Linked DNA regions of Homo sapiens: region 1 is linked to region 2. Evidence: read pairs that join two places in POLR2A ChIA-PET (ENCODE). Cell type or tissue: MCF 10A. All regions are shown on one strand.

The links. ChIA-PET counts read pairs that join two places held together with the same protein. Peaks named below come from ENCODE experiments on the same cell type or tissue, not always from the same donor. Only the 100,000 strongest peaks of a DNase experiment are listed, where the experiment ranks them.
Region 1: POLR2A ChIA-PET joins it to region 2 with 8 read pairs; 2 of 35 experiments call an interaction of 5 or more read pairs at or near these places.

What each region holds. Positions count from the first base shown.
Region 1 is chr6:152,022,156-152,030,155 of GRCh38, forward strand. The region is part of intron 5 of ESR1 (estrogen receptor 1); the gene reads left to right. Among named protein-coding and RNA genes, the nearest start is that of ESR1, 220 kb to the left of the region's middle. In MCF 10A, no CTCF peak of the experiment used is centred here; no DNase peak of the experiment used is centred here.
Region 2 is chr6:152,092,340-152,100,339 of GRCh38, forward strand. ESR1 (estrogen receptor 1) reads left to right here. Exons shown (of 8, transcript NM_000125.4): 7 at 2,046-2,229; 8 at 6,393-8,000. The coding sequence ends at 6,627. Among named protein-coding and RNA genes, the nearest start is that of SYNE1-AS1, 280 kb to the right of the region's middle. RefSeq lists a silencer at 580-761 and enhancers at 2,875-3,169, 2,895-3,189, 6,261-6,762. In MCF 10A, no CTCF peak of the experiment used is centred here; DNase peaks (open chromatin) are centred at 2,152, 3,032, 4,962 and 6,572.

The DNA.
Region 1 (8,000 bases), 70 kb before region 2:
CAGTTGGGCCTGTGGATTGAGCCACCTTAGCCTCTGAGGAAAGCAGAACCTGAGAGCATGCTTAATTCAGAGTGTGTGTGACTTGGAGTGTGGAAAGGAAGATTTCCAGATTTGCGGTATTGGCGACTGAAAGGATGGCAATGCTATTGATGGAGATTAGGAAGACAGGAGAGAGGTAGATGTTGAGCAACTCCGAGGAGTTTTTCCTCATACATGTTGGGTTTAAAGTGCAGGGAAGATATCCTGAAGGTTATTCCAGGCAGAAATTTGGAGCTCAGAAGAGACATCAGAGCTGAAGATAAAAAATTTGAGAGCCATCTCCGTAGCTAAAAGTGTGGAACGAATGTGATGACTAGACAAGATAATAGAGAAAAGGTATCCAAAGGCCTGAGGTCAAGACCTCTTAAAAGGCTGACTTTTCAGGGTTTTAGGTAGAAAAAGAGTCCCAGCCTGGGGTTAAGGCAGTTTTTTGAGAAGTAGAGGTACAAAGTTCCTTGTTCCAAAGGAAGGGTGTCTTTCAAAAGAAAAAGGATGGGCCGGGTGCAGTGGCTTACGCATGTAATCTCAGCACTTTGGGAGGCCGAGGCTGGCAGATCACCTGAGGTTGGGAGTTCGAGACCAACCTGACCAACATGGAGAAACCCTGTCTCTACTAAAAATAAAAATTAAAAATTAGCCGGGCTTGGTGGTGCATGCCTGTAATCCCAGCTACTCAGGAGGCTGAGGCAGGAGAATCACTTGAACCTGGGAGGCAGAGGTTGCAGTGAGCCAAGTTCTCACCATTGCACTCCAGCCTGGGCAACAAGAGTGAAACTCTGTCTCAAAAAAAAAAAAAAGAGAGAAAAAGAAAAAGGATGGTGAATTGGGCCAAATACCAGAGAGATGGACAGGAGTAAGAAGAAAAAGACTAAAGATTTGTTCATCAGGAGCTCATTGTTTCTAAAGGGAGCATTTTTAGTAAAGAGGAAGGAGGAATAAAATGCAGTATAATATGTTAAATCTAAGTATAATTTATAAAAGAGAAAATGGGGGTGGAATATTACAAAAAAGGAACTATAAACCAGCTCTTTGAGGTATTTGTCAGTGAGGAAAACAGTGGGGCTCTAGTTCTTGATAGCAACAGCATCAAAGGGAACTTTTTAAACTAAAATATTATGAATTTTTCAAACTGAAATAATGAGAGAATAATACAAAGAAATCTCATCTGCCCATAATCCAAATTCAGTAGTTATTAAAATTTTGCCCCATTGCTTAATCCATTAATCTCATTTCATTTTGTCCTTTTTCTTTGTTTATTTTTGGCTAAAACATTTTAAAGACAAATCCTAAATATCATACATCAGTAGGCATTTACAAAAAAATTTCTTGATAATCACAATGCCATTCTCATACCAAATAAACTTATAATAATTCTGTGATATCATCTAAAAAACAGTTCTTTTCTACATCAAAAATGTCTGTTTATAGTTGATTTATTCAATTTAGAGTCCAAACAAGTTCCATATATTAGACATTAGGTCATTAATGTCTGTCTATTTGAATTTATAACAATTTCCACTTAATTTATTTTCTCCAGCTTCTGTGGAGACTAGGTAAGTTGTTTTGTAGCTGTCTGGATATATCTGATTGCTTCCTTGCAGTGTCATTTAACTTGTTCCTCTATCCTCAGTGTTTCTGCACATGGAAGTTAGCCTCATAGCAGGGGTTGGCATACTTTAGCCTGCTTACCAAATACGACTCCCTTACATTTTTGTAAATAAAATGTTACTGGAACACTGTCACATATGTTGGGGTCATAGAAAGAGTTTCCGTGTCCCCAAGTTATAATTGCATTCACTTATATTTTCTTCTAGTAATTTTTACCCTTACATGTTAGGGGTCAATTTGGAATTTCTCTTCATATACAGTATGCAATAAAGAATGGCTTTTATATTTTTCCAAATGTATATTCAGTTGTCTCAACACCATTTATTAAAAAGTCAGTATTTCTCAAGTGATTTGAGATCTACCCTTAATTACACAGTAAATTTCTCTGTAGTCTTGTCTTTTTCTAATATGTTAATTCTGTACCAAGATTTGTTCATCTGTTAATGGATCAATATCACATAGCTTTGTTTATAGAAGGTGCACATTGTTTTAATTCTGGCCATGCTATCCCACCAAATATTGCCCTTTGATTTTTCAGAGTTTTACTGTGGATTCTTCCTTGTTTCTTTTTCTATGTGACCTTTAGAATTAACTTGTTTAATTCTATAAGTAAATTTATTGATAATTTTATTGAAATTATGTAAAATATAAATTGGCTTAGGAAGTACTGATATCTCCATGACATTAAGTCTTCATATCTAAGACCAAGGGGTGCCTTTTCATTTGTTAAATATTCTTTGTGTCTTTCAGAAGTGTTTTCAAGTATCCTTATGTGTATTTTGCACAAATTTTTATATTTGTGCCTATTGGATGCCACGTGCAGGGTTAAAAAATATTATACCTATTTTATATAGATATATATGTATATAAAAATATATATTATATATAGTTATAATACATAAATATATTTTAATATATTATATAATATATACATGTATTGTATTTATATATGTATTTATATGTGTATCTATAAATATACATATGTATGTATCTATAAATATACATATATGTGTACATATACACATATATACACATTATATGTATGTTTATACACATATAAATACATATATAAATATACTAGAAAGTCCATGGGGTTTCCTAGTATACAATCATATTGTCTGCAAATAGAGATTGTTATACCTTTTCCTTTCTATTCCAAAGTGTCTAAAAGATTTTTTCTTAGCTAGTGGCATTGGATGACACCTATAATGTCTTCTAAAAATAGTAGCAGTCATAGGCACCATTTCCTTATTCTTGAATATTCATTCATGTTACAAAGTTTATAGGAATTTCTGAATTATTAAGTACTTTTAATAGGAATGAAGGTTATTGTCATTATTGCATCAAAATTCATAAGAAAGTTTGGTGTCAAATTTGTGCTTTGTGTGTAGTCTTCATCACGCTTTTTTTTTTTTTTTTAACCAGTGTTAAACATCCATTACAAAAATAGTTTGGAAGTTTTTCTTTTTTTTTTTCCTATGTCCTGGAAGGTGTAAGTAGAATTGGAATTATTTGATCTTTAAGATGTAAAATATTGGTAGAATTCTACCTTTGAAAGCACCTGGACATGGTGACTTCTTAATAGGTGAGCTCTCTGGAAACTTTATTTCTTCTGTAGTAATTGGTCTCCTTAGACTTTCTATTCCTTCTGGAGTCAGATATTGTATATCAAATCTTCTGTTAAAGTTATCCATTTCTTCTTGGTATTCCAATTTTTCACATTGAGTTGGACAAATGATTTCTGATGATGTTTAAAAAATTTCTCTGGTTTGATGGTTACTTTGACCGTATAATTTATTTTGTGTATTTATGCTTCTTTTAGAAACTTAGGTCAGCTAGTGGTTCCTCTATTTTGTTGATTTTTTTCCTCAAAGAACTAGCTTAAGTTTATTTTATTAGTTCTACTAGTTTTCTGCTTTCTAACTCATTAAGTTATGCCTTTAGCTTTATTAAATCCTTCATTCTGCTATCAGTTAATGTTTTAGTTCATTTTCTAGCTTTTTGAGTTGATACTTAATTTATTTTCATTTCATGATATAGGTAACTGATGCTCAGAATTTTCTCAAAGCATCAGTTTTCGCTGGGCCCCATAGATTCTAATATATCTTACTTTCATTATTATTATTTCCTAAAAATTCAGCAATTTCATGTTTTATTTTGTCTCTCATTCAAGAGTTGTTTAATAGACAGTTTAATTTCCAGGTTGGATGGGCATTTTGTTTTGTTTTTTGTTTTACTGTTTATAAATACTTTTGGCCTTGGGATCAGAGAATACTGCTTGTATTACAATTATTACTGAATATTTTTGTGGTCTAATATAATTTCAGCTTTCAAAAATGTTCCATGTATACTTGAAATGAAGGTTTATTTACCCTTATAAAGATAGAAGGTAAAATATTAGCTATGCCCATGTCTATTTATCTTCTTATAATTTTTGCTTAATGAAAACTAATGATCCATTATCTGCTGCATAAGTATTTATGTTTGCTTTCTCTTTATTATGCCTTATGGCTTTTGTGTTAAAAAGCTATTGATTTATTTAATATTTTGGAAGGATTGAATTTTACCCTATCTAATATCAAGATCATGACTCTTGATTCCTTTTTGTTTTCACTTGTTTAATATATCTTTCTTCTATCTTTATTTTAAACACAAGAAGAGCTTTGCTTTCAGTTTCTATTTTACATAGTCTACAATCGGATTTTACTTATTAGTCAATCTGAGAATACTTTTAATAGATGAGTTACACAAATACATATTTATTGATACCAACACAGTTTAATTCAAGATCTGTTCTATTATTTTATATTTATTATATATTAAATTGTCTTCTTTATTTACTATTTATTGATTTATTGAATTTATTTTGCTTTCAGGTATTTTGTATTTTTGTTCTGGTTGTTAGATTTATGCATACTTAGTCAACTCTTCCTTTATAAAGCATTCATTTTCTACTATGAGCAGTAGTAAAATTAGCTAGTAACTTAATTCCTGAGCACTCTCCAGTCCTAGTCACTAGTAATAACGCAGTGTTAAACTTTGTAATATTAATTATACTTAAGCCTCTATTACTTGGTTTGTCAAAATCAAATGATATCAATTTACTTCCAGCACATACCTATGAGGTAATTGTAAGCTAATAATAACTTCCATGGCTATTCTTTTCTCTTTTTTTTTTTTTGAGGTGGAGTTTCGCTCTTGTTGCCCAGGTTGGAGTGCAATGGCACGATCTCGGCTCACTGCAACTTCTGCCTCCCGGGTTCCAGCGATTCTCCTGCCTCAGCCTCCCAAGTACCTGGGATTACAGGCATCAGCCACCCCACCTGGCTAATTTTGTATTTTTAGTAGAGACAGGGTTTCCCCATGTTGGCCAGGCTGGTCACGAATTCCTGACCTCAAGTGATCCACCCCATCAGTCTCCCACAGTGCTGGGATTACAGGTGTAAGCCACCGCACCCAGCCTCTCATCTTATTTTTATTACTTATATTTTTCTACATTATTAGAAGTTATAATACTTATATGCACATTTCTTTAGCCCCAACCCCATTTTTTGATATTAGCTCTATTATTAAGATATTTAATGTCCACCTTCAGATTATATGCTGATGATTCTCTAATCGTTTTTGGTTGTCTGGAGCTTTTTTACTGTTTATTTTCAGGAAGAGCTCATGATAACTCTTTTTTCTTTGGTTTAAAAATGTTTATAATTATTTTTCTCTGGACTTTATGCTGAGAAATTTGGCTGCATACAAAATCTCTGGCTTACATTTTTTCTCAAGTATTTTTAAGTGATTGCTTCATTATTTTGTAGTATAAAATGTTGCTCACAAGAAGCTGGATGCCAGTCTGATTTTCTTTCCCTCATTAGTGATTTGGACTTTTTGTCTGAATGTTGAATTTTTAAATATAAACATAAATTGCAATACTTTTATTAAGATATGTCTCTGCATTGAACATTTTAGGTCCGTTTTCCTAGGTACATAGAATGTCTTTTGAATATGTAGACTCAAATCAGACTTCTTGATTCTCTTGATTTATAGTTTTAAATATTTGTTTGGGGGCGGGTGCGGTGGCTCATGCCTGTAATCCCAGCACTTTGGGAGGCCGAGGCGGGTAGATCATAAGGTTAGCAGATTGAGACCATCCTGGATAACATGGTGAAACCCCGTCTCTACTAAAAATACAAAAAATATAGCCAGGTGTGGTGGCAGGCACCTGTAGTCCCAGCTACTCGGGAGGCTGAGGCAGGAGAATGGCCTGAATCCGGGAGGCAGAGCTTGCAGTGAGCCAAGATCACGCCATTGCACTCCAGCCTTGGCGACAGAGTGAGACTTTGTCTCAAAAAAAAATAAATAGGGGGCGGTTCCAAGATGGCAGAATAGGAACAGCTCCAGTCTGCAGCTCCCAGCATGAGTGATGCAGAAGACAAATGATTTTTGCATTTCCAAATGAGGTACCAGGTTCATCTCACTGGGGACTATTGGACAGTGGGTGCAGGACAGTGGGTGCAGCGCACCAAGCATGAGCCGAAGCAGAGCGAGGCATCGCCTCACCTGGGAAGTGCAAGGGGTCAGGGAATTCCCTTTCCTAGCCAAGGAAAGGGGTGACAGACGGCACCTGGAAAATCGGGTCACTCCCACCCTAATACTGGGCTTTTCCGATGGTCTTAGCAAACGGCACACCAGGAGATTATATCCTGTGCCTGGCTCAGAGGGTCCTACACCCACAGAGCCTCGCTCATTGCTAGCACAGCAGTCTGAGATCAAACTGCAAGGTGCAAGCGAGGCTAGGGGACGGGCGCCTGCCATTGCTGAGGCTTGAGTAGGTAAACAAAGTGGCTGGGAAGCTGGAACTGGGTGGAGCCCACCGCAGCTCAAGGAGGCCTGCCTGTCTCTGTAGACTCCACCTCTGGGGGCAGGGCATAGCCAAACAGAAGGCAGCAGAAACCTCTGCAGACTGAAATGTCCCTGTCTGACAGCTTTGAAGACAGTAGTGGTTCTCCCAGCATGCAGCTTGAGATCTGAGAACGGGCAGACTGCCTCCTCAAGTGGGTCCCTGACCCCCGAGTAGCCTAACTGGGCACACCCCAGTAGGGGCAGACTGACACCTCACATGGCCGGGTACTCCTCTGAGACAAAACCTCCAGAGGAACGATCAGGCAGCAACATTTGCTGTTCACCAATATCCGCTGTTCTGCAGCCTCCGCTGCTGATACCCAGGCAAACAGGGTCTGGAGTGGACCTCCAGCAAACTCTGACAGACCTGCAGCTGAGGGTCCTGACTGTTAGAAGGAAAACTAACAAACAGAAAGGACATCCACACCAAAATCCCATCTGTACGTCACCATCATCAAAGACCAAAGGTAGATAAATCCACAAAGATGGGGAAAAAACAGAGTAGAAAAACAGAAAGTTCTAAAAATCAGAGCACCTCTCCTCCTCCAAAGGAACGCAGCTCCTCACCAGCAACGGAACAAAGCTGGATGGAGAATGACTTTGACTAATTGAGAAAAGAAGGCTTCAGACGATGAAAATTTTCTGAACTAAAGGAGGAAGTTCGAACCCACGGCAAAGAAGTTAAAAACCTTGAAAAAAGATTAGACGAATGGCTACCTAGAATAACCAATGCACAGAAGTCCTTAAAGGACCTGATGGAGCTGACAACCAAGGCACAAGAACTATGTGACGAATGCACAAGCTTCAGTAGCTGATTCAATCAACTGGAAGAAAGGTTATCAGTGATGGAAGATCAAATGAATGAAATGAAGTGAGAAGAGAAGTTTAGAGAAAGAAGAATAAAAAGAAATGAACAAAGCCTCCAAGAAATATGGGACTATGTGAAAAGACCAAATCTACGTCTGATTGGTGTACCTGAAAGTGATGGGGAGAATGGAACCAAGTTGGAAAACACTCTGCAGGATATTATCCAGGAGAACTTCCCCAATCTAGCAAGGCAGGCCAACATTCACATTCAGGAAATACAGAGAACACCACAAAGATACTCCTTGAGAAGAGCAACTCCAAGACACATAATTGACAGATTCACCAAAGTTGAAATGAAGGAAAAAATGTTAAGGGCAGCCAGAGAGAAAGATTGGGTTACCCACAAAGGGAAGCCCATCAGACTAACAGCGGATCTCTTGGCAGAAACTCTACAAGCCAGAAGAGAGTGGGGGCCGATATTACACATTCTTAAAGAAAAGAATTTTCAACCCAGAATCTCATATCCAGCCAAACTAAGCTTCATAAGTGAAGGAGAAATAAAATACTTTACAGACAAGCAAATGCTGAGAGATTTTGTCACCACCAGGCCTGCCCTACAAGAGCTCCTGAAGGAAGCACTAAACACGGAA
Region 2 (8,000 bases):
CATTCTGGTTTGTTGTTATTGTTACGTTAGTTTTAAACCTTAGCCATTTTCCATTCTGGGCAGTTACAACTCTGTTTACTATGAGTTCCTCTGTGTAGATGTTTCTCCCATACCCGACCTACAAACTGCTACGTGAGCAGTAACTTGTCACCATGTTATCCGCATAAAGTCAGGGATTGATAAACTTGGGAGCCTTTAGCTCTTGAAGGTGCTGATGAGGAAGGGGAGAGGGGAGGAGAAGGAATTTGTTTGTGAGATGGTCAGTGGGCTGAATAGTGGTATGACCAAAAAGTGTTACTATAAATACACATAATCTGGAAAACAAAAATACTGTCATCTCCTCCCTGCAAGGCGCTGTGATTAGGCAGGATGGAGCTTATTGCTGCAGTGTTAGAAAATGCATCCTTGTAGTCCCAAAAAAGCCTGTTCCATCCTGCCCATCTCTTGTTCTCAATACTTCTTACTTCACGGTCACTCATTTTCTTCCTGTCCTTGGGTTGAGGTCTCAACTTCTTGTAATAGAATTTTTTCAGTTATAAGCGACAGAAATCCAACTCACACTATCTTAAGCAAAAAGGGGATTCACTGATACGTGTGTTAGGAAGGATATATGAAAGCTCAAAGGTCAAGTGAAAAAAATGTAAGAACGAAGACCTTGGTGGGGTGTGGTGGCTCACGCCTATCATCCCAGCATTTTGGGAGGCCGAGGCAGGTGGGTCACAAGGTCAGGAGTTCAAGACCAGCCTGCCCAAGATGGCGAAACCCCATCTCTACTAAAAACACAAAAATTAGCCGGGTGTGGTGGCAGGCTCGTGTATTCCCAGCTACTTGGGAGGCTGAGGCAGAGAACTGTTTAAACCTGGGAGGCAGAGGTTGCAGTGAGTTGAGATGTGCCACTGCACTCCAGCCTGGGCGGCAGAGTGAGACTCTGTCTCAAAAAAAAAACAAAAAAAAAAAACTAAGACCTTGTGACTACTACCTACTACCTGGATCTCTCTCTCTCTCTCTCTCTCTTTCTCTCTCTCTCTCTCACCCCCCCACACTATCACCTCTCCTTGTTGTCAGTAGTTTCCTTTCTGCAGACAGGAGTTCCATGTGCTGGGAAGAGGGCCATTCAGAGCCTCGTATTCTCATCCTCTCAGTTTAGCAATGCGAGAAGAAAAAACTTTTGTCTCACAACCTCATATACAATCTCAGAAATAGGCTCTTATTTTCTGGCTTGAGGCTGTCCAGAGGCACCAGGCACTGTGATGGTCTCACTTTCTGTCCTGGATCTATCTGTGGGGCCCAGACAGCAGGATCTATTTCAGAAAATAGGCGAGAGAGGAAAAACTTATGTGGCCGTAAAAAACAGCGGTTTTCAAGTGGCCTATCCCCATCCACATCATAAACTTTTCTGCTGAGGCTTAAAAGTGCTTAGACTTCAAACTTGATCTAAAACAGAAATCCTACCTGGAAAAATCACCTTCCAGTCACTTAGCCAATCGCTCATCACTCTCTGTCTCTGAATCTCACCACGAGTTTCACACGTCTCCCGAGAGAGCGTCTCCTTTATCATTACCACATGTGGAGTCAGCAGATTGGGTTTCATCTAAGCTCTGCCTACCTACTATCCGAGTTCCCTAGCAGGTTAGTGACTTTCTCTGCCTTTTTGTTTCTTGATGTGAAAAGGAACAACAGTGGCTGCTCACAGGGTTGTCAGTTACATGGTCAATTACATTACATGGACAATTCATGATGGTGTCAGACCTGTCTGAGAAAAGGTGGCCCATGTTACCATGACAGGCCCCAAGGCTAACAGCCCCTTTCTGGGTCATGGCTCATACAAAGGAGCCCTCCTTGGTTTGCTGGTGCTCTGAGACTTGCAAATGCATTAGGAATTTTACACTGTAACCCGGTTTTAAATGGGTCCAGAGCATCCCCATTGCTAGACTACTGTGCTGAGGAAGGGCACTGGCTCATTGTTACATCCCATGAACACTCTGGGTCTCCTAGACCTCATCCTCTTTGAGCTTCTCTCTCTCACTCTCTCTCTGCGCATTCAGGAGTGTACACATTTCTGTCCAGCACCCTGAAGTCTCTGGAAGAGAAGGACCATATCCACCGAGTCCTGGACAAGATCACAGACACTTTGATCCACCTGATGGCCAAGGCAGGCCTGACCCTGCAGCAGCAGCACCAGCGGCTGGCCCAGCTCCTCCTCATCCTCTCCCACATCAGGCACATGAGGTGAGGCATCTGTGGGCTTCCTACAGGAGAGACATAAAGAAAACATGCCCCCAAACCTATGTGACAGCTGGCCGGGAAGGACTGGTGCCTGCATATGGAGAGTGCACTTGTGACAGTTCCTGGCATAGAATAAGCATAAATGCTATAGGAGGACAGAAGAGAGAGGTTTTAAATCTGCGAGGGTCACAGGGCAAGTGTCAGAGAAGGCATAGAGGAAGCGATACTTACGCTTGGTTTAAAGCATGTGCTTTGGGGCAGTGGTTTAGAGATTGGGTGCAGTGTGCAAATAGGAGGAGGGGGCCAATCAAGAGAAGTCAGTGAATGTACACATCCCCTGAAGACACTGGGTACATCTGTTATGGTCCCTGTGTACACTCGGATATTCTAAATGAGAGACCCTGGGGCCAGATGCCTCACGGAGAGTCAATGTTGACTCCTTCATACCTGTTGAACCCCTTCTTGTCACCCCCATTGCCATTACCCTAGTCTAAGCCACCATCATTTTCTGTTGGACTTCTGTGCCAGTCACTGGATGTGTATCCCTGCCTGTAATCTAGATCCTTTCTAGATCATTCTCCATGATGTGTCCAGAGTGATCATTCTAGAACCAAATCTGATGTCATCCTCCTGCTTAAAACCCTTAAGTTCTCATTGCTTTTAGATAAAATATAAACCCTTTCACTTTGTTTTTATTACTCCTTATGATTCAGCCCTTACTTAGCTTACAAGGACTTCCTCATGTCTGAGCTCTAGCCATAATAGCTGACTGTTGGATGAGTCATCGGGGGGAGGTTCTTCTTCAGGCTGCAGATTGGCGGTCAGCCCTCCTGACCTCAGCTGGGCTCACTCACACATCTGGGAGGCAGCTGCCTGAGGCCAGGGTGACTCTGCTCTATGCCTCATGTCTCCTATCCTCCTTGTACCCACATGTTAGCTGGGACATGTTCTCATCGCAATGGCAGAGGCATGAGAAAGTGATCCTGTTTGGGCAAGTGCATTTTACTCTTTTCTTTCACTCATGTCCACTGACATTTCATTGGCCAAGCAAGCATGTGGGGTGTCCAGAGTCAAAGAGGGACATGTTGCCGGGGTCATGACTATTTCTGAGCAATAATCTAACCTATCATAGCTCAGATCTCACTCCTTGCAGGAAGCATCTCCTAATCCTTAAGACCTAGTTGGAACTTACACTCTGTTCTTCCCTATGGTTACTGCCCATTTTACTATTTTTCTGCCCATTTAGACTGACAACTCTGTGAGCCATCATTGCAATATGGCTTGCTTACCCAATATCACCTAGCATGATGTAGAGCACATAGTAAATACTCAACAAATGTTTTCTGTAAGAGCTAAGGAAGGACATCAGCAGACAAAATAGAGTCTTTCTATGCCAAAAGGTGAAAGTGGTCTCATTTCCATTCCATTGTCCTGTAATTTGGCTAGCCAAAAGCTTAGTGGATACCATTCCCATAAGTAGACCTCATCTGCAGGGAAGAGATGGGGAGACTGCTGGGTTATTTATTGCAGACTCCAGCAGGACCACAACAATGATTCAAAGTGATGACACTAGAAGGACAGGTGCCAATGGGTGATGAAGCCACAATGACGATGTCAAGTGGTATCACTAAAAGGACAGGTACTCATGGGTGATGAAGCCTACATGACCTTGGGCTTACACCAGGACCCTAGGAATGAAAGAGATTCCTTCTCTTAGTGGCTATGAGGGAAGGCCTATGATGTCTTAAGGAGGTTGGATTCGATCATTTTTAAGGGACCTTCAAATCCTTAGACCGTGATTCAAATGGTAAGAAGTTTGCTCCATTAAACTCCCAGGCACCACCCTTTCCGGAGACAACCTTTAAAAATTATTAGCTCCTGGGAAAATAGATGTATCTCATTTTCTTTGTATCCCTCACAGTGCCATATGTGAAGACTTACATATGGTATATGCCCCCAACATTACTACTGAGTGAGTGAACAAAGAAATGAGGGAATGAATGGATGAACAAATGGCTCATGGCAGGCTTTTCCCTGCCCTGTGAATTCGGCTTCTACTTGGTAAGAAGGTGATTGCAATCTCTGTTCTCAGGGTTCCCCAAGGATTCCTGTGTAACAGATGAAGGAATCACGTCTGTCAGGTAGAGTAGGTGACTGCATTCAGAGTATACATTTCCAGTCTCCCCTGTCTTTTTCTTTTGATGAGTATTATAGAGAGGGAAGCCATGAGTGGATTAGATGCCAAAATCCCTGGCTGAGAGAATAACCTTACCCTGGAGGAAAACATATTAGCTTTGACTCTGAGCTGGGAATTTCGGTGATGTTGTAGATTCAATGCATTGCAGTTGGGTGTTTTTATTTGTTGAAAGGAATTGCTGAATTTTCAAATCCATTAACTGCTTGTCAGCATTAGCAAGCCTAATTAGTTAATACTAAGTAAATTTGCACTAAATATACAACCCTGGCTGATTTTACTGGCCACGTCTGGCAGAGGGCAGCAGCAGGGAGAAAGCTCTGTAGAGTTTCTGTTGGAATCGTGTGAAAAGCTGGAGAGGTTGCTTCTCTTTCTCTCTCTCTCTCTTTCTCTCTCTCTCTCTGACACACACACACACATACACACACACACAATTGTAATAATAATAATATTTTGGTTCCTCACTAAGCCAATCTAAATCGCAGAAGTCTATTTTGTTAAGTAAGCTTGGCCCCAGCCATATGTTGCTACTCAGAGAATTTAATATCAGATTTCATCTGACTGTAAACGTGAATCATCAGGTTGCACAAGGAACACAGTGGCAGATCCAGGGGGCATTTAACTTTTATAGCATTTTAAATGAAAAAAAAAAAAAGTAACACTTAAACAAGTAATTTAGATCATGCTGTAGGCCCTGAATAGCTTTGATGTTGTGTTTTCATGGCAAGTCTCCAACTTGAGCTGAATTTTCCCCTACTAAAAATGCAAATTTTTCTAAGACCTTCTCTTGGTCCTGCTACTCATGATACATATTTCTTTTAAAAGAAATTTCAAACTAGATAATAGTTGTTCTCCTCCCCACCCCCGCCACCAGTAGTGTGGTGGGGCAGCAGAGTTGTGGCTAGTGGAGGAGAGCAGAGGAGGAGAGTAGGGAAAGGAGAATGCCATTTGCCTACATTTCCCTCTGCCCATTTCCCGCTGCCCATTTCCCCCCTTGTTTTCCTGAACGTGAACTGAGCTCTGGGCACTGTTTTAGGCCTAGCAGGGGACAGGATAAAGCCTGCTTCTCTAGGAATTCGCACTGAGGGTGTGAGTGTGTGCACGTGTGTGTTTGGAGGCGGGAGAATAAACACAAATAAATAAAAAGGAGAATTTCAGGCAGTGATAAGAGTGCTGAGAAAAACAGAACGGTGTGAAAGAGGAAGGCTGAGCCTGCAGAGGCTTGAGGCTGCTGCCACTGGGTAGCGGTAGGCCTTTCCGAGGAGGCGGCATTTGAAGACCGGAGGAAGGTTCATCCCAGCAAGTAGGAACAGCAAGTGTAGGTCCCCTAAGTCTTGGGGGAGCTTAGTTCCTTTAAGGGCAGCACAAAAATCAGTGTGGCTCCGGAGAGCACATTAGGGGAGAGAGGCAGGAAGAGCTTGGAGACATGGATGGAAGCTGGACCAGTTGGGCCTTGTTGAACATGGAAAGGCATTTAGATCGTATTCTGAGTTAAATGGGAAGTGACGTGAGAGATTTAACAATGGAGCGTCTTGAACTGCTTTACTCATTTAAAATACCCACTCCTGCTTGGCTGAATATCTCATGTTGTCTTTTTAGAAGCTTTGGCGATCCTATTTGAATGCATTTAGGTCCTATTGGAGGGGAATAGGATCTCATTTGAGGCCACGGAGGTCCATGGAAGTCACCTGCATAGCAAATACCCTGAAAGTGGCTGCAGGGAGAGTGTGAGGGTGGGACCGCCCTGGTAGGAGGTGGAAAATGAAAAACACACGGCCATGAGTTCCAGATTAGGGCTTCTGAAAGCCCTCAGCTTTCCCAGCTCCCATCCTAAAGTGGGTCTTTAAACAGGAAGAAAGAAAGATTGCTAAGTGTCTTTGGAGTTCCTCTTCCTTCCCCTTCTAGGGATTTCAGCACTCCTGGGGCTCGGGTTGGCTCTAAAGTAGTCCTTTCTGTGTCTTCCCACCTACAGTAACAAAGGCATGGAGCATCTGTACAGCATGAAGTGCAAGAACGTGGTGCCCCTCTATGACCTGCTGCTGGAGATGCTGGACGCCCACCGCCTACATGCGCCCACTAGCCGTGGAGGGGCATCCGTGGAGGAGACGGACCAAAGCCACTTGGCCACTGCGGGCTCTACTTCATCGCATTCCTTGCAAAAGTATTACATCACGGGGGAGGCAGAGGGTTTCCCTGCCACGGTCTGAGAGCTCCCTGGCTCCCACACGGTTCAGATAATCCCTGCTGCATTTTACCCTCATCATGCACCACTTTAGCCAAATTCTGTCTCCTGCATACACTCCGGCATGCATCCAACACCAATGGCTTTCTAGATGAGTGGCCATTCATTTGCTTGCTCAGTTCTTAGTGGCACATCTTCTGTCTTCTGTTGGGAACAGCCAAAGGGATTCCAAGGCTAAATCTTTGTAACAGCTCTCTTTCCCCCTTGCTATGTTACTAAGCGTGAGGATTCCCGTAGCTCTTCACAGCTGAACTCAGTCTATGGGTTGGGGCTCAGATAACTCTGTGCATTTAAGCTACTTGTAGAGACCCAGGCCTGGAGAGTAGACATTTTGCCTCTGATAAGCACTTTTTAAATGGCTCTAAGAATAAGCCACAGCAAAGAATTTAAAGTGGCTCCTTTAATTGGTGACTTGGAGAAAGCTAGGTCAAGGGTTTATTATAGCACCCTCTTGTATTCCTATGGCAATGCATCCTTTTATGAAAGTGGTACACCTTAAAGCTTTTATATGACTGTAGCAGAGTATCTGGTGATTGTCAATTCATTCCCCCTATAGGAATACAAGGGGCACACAGGGAAGGCAGATCCCCTAGTTGGCAAGACTATTTTAACTTGATACACTGCAGATTCAGATGTGCTGAAAGCTCTGCCTCTGGCTTTCCGGTCATGGGTTCCAGTTAATTCATGCCTCCCATGGACCTATGGAGAGCAGCAAGTTGATCTTAGTTAAGTCTCCCTATATGAGGGATAAGTTCCTGATTTTTGTTTTTATTTTTGTGTTACAAAAGAAAGCCCTCCCTCCCTGAACTTGCAGTAAGGTCAGCTTCAGGACCTGTTCCAGTGGGCACTGTACTTGGATCTTCCCGGCGTGTGTGTGCCTTACACAGGGGTGAACTGTTCACTGTGGTGATGCATGATGAGGGTAAATGGTAGTTGAAAGGAGCAGGGGCCCTGGTGTTGCATTTAGCCCTGGGGCATGGAGCTGAACAGTACTTGTGCAGGATTGTTGTGGCTACTAGAGAACAAGAGGGAAAGTAGGGCAGAAACTGGATACAGTTCTGAGGCACAGCCAGACTTGCTCAGGGTGGCCCTGCCACAGGCTGCAGCTACCTAGGAACATTCCTTGCAGACCCCGCATTGCCCTTTGGGGGTGCCCTGGGATCCCTGGGGTAGTCCAGCTCTTCTTCATTTCCCAGCGTGGCCCTGGTTGGAAGAAGCAGCTGTCACAGCTGCTGTAGACAGCTGTGTTCCTACAATTGGCCCAGCACCCTGGGGCACGGGAGAAGGGTGGGGACCGTTGCTGTCACTACTCAGGCTGACTGGGGCCTGGTCAGATTA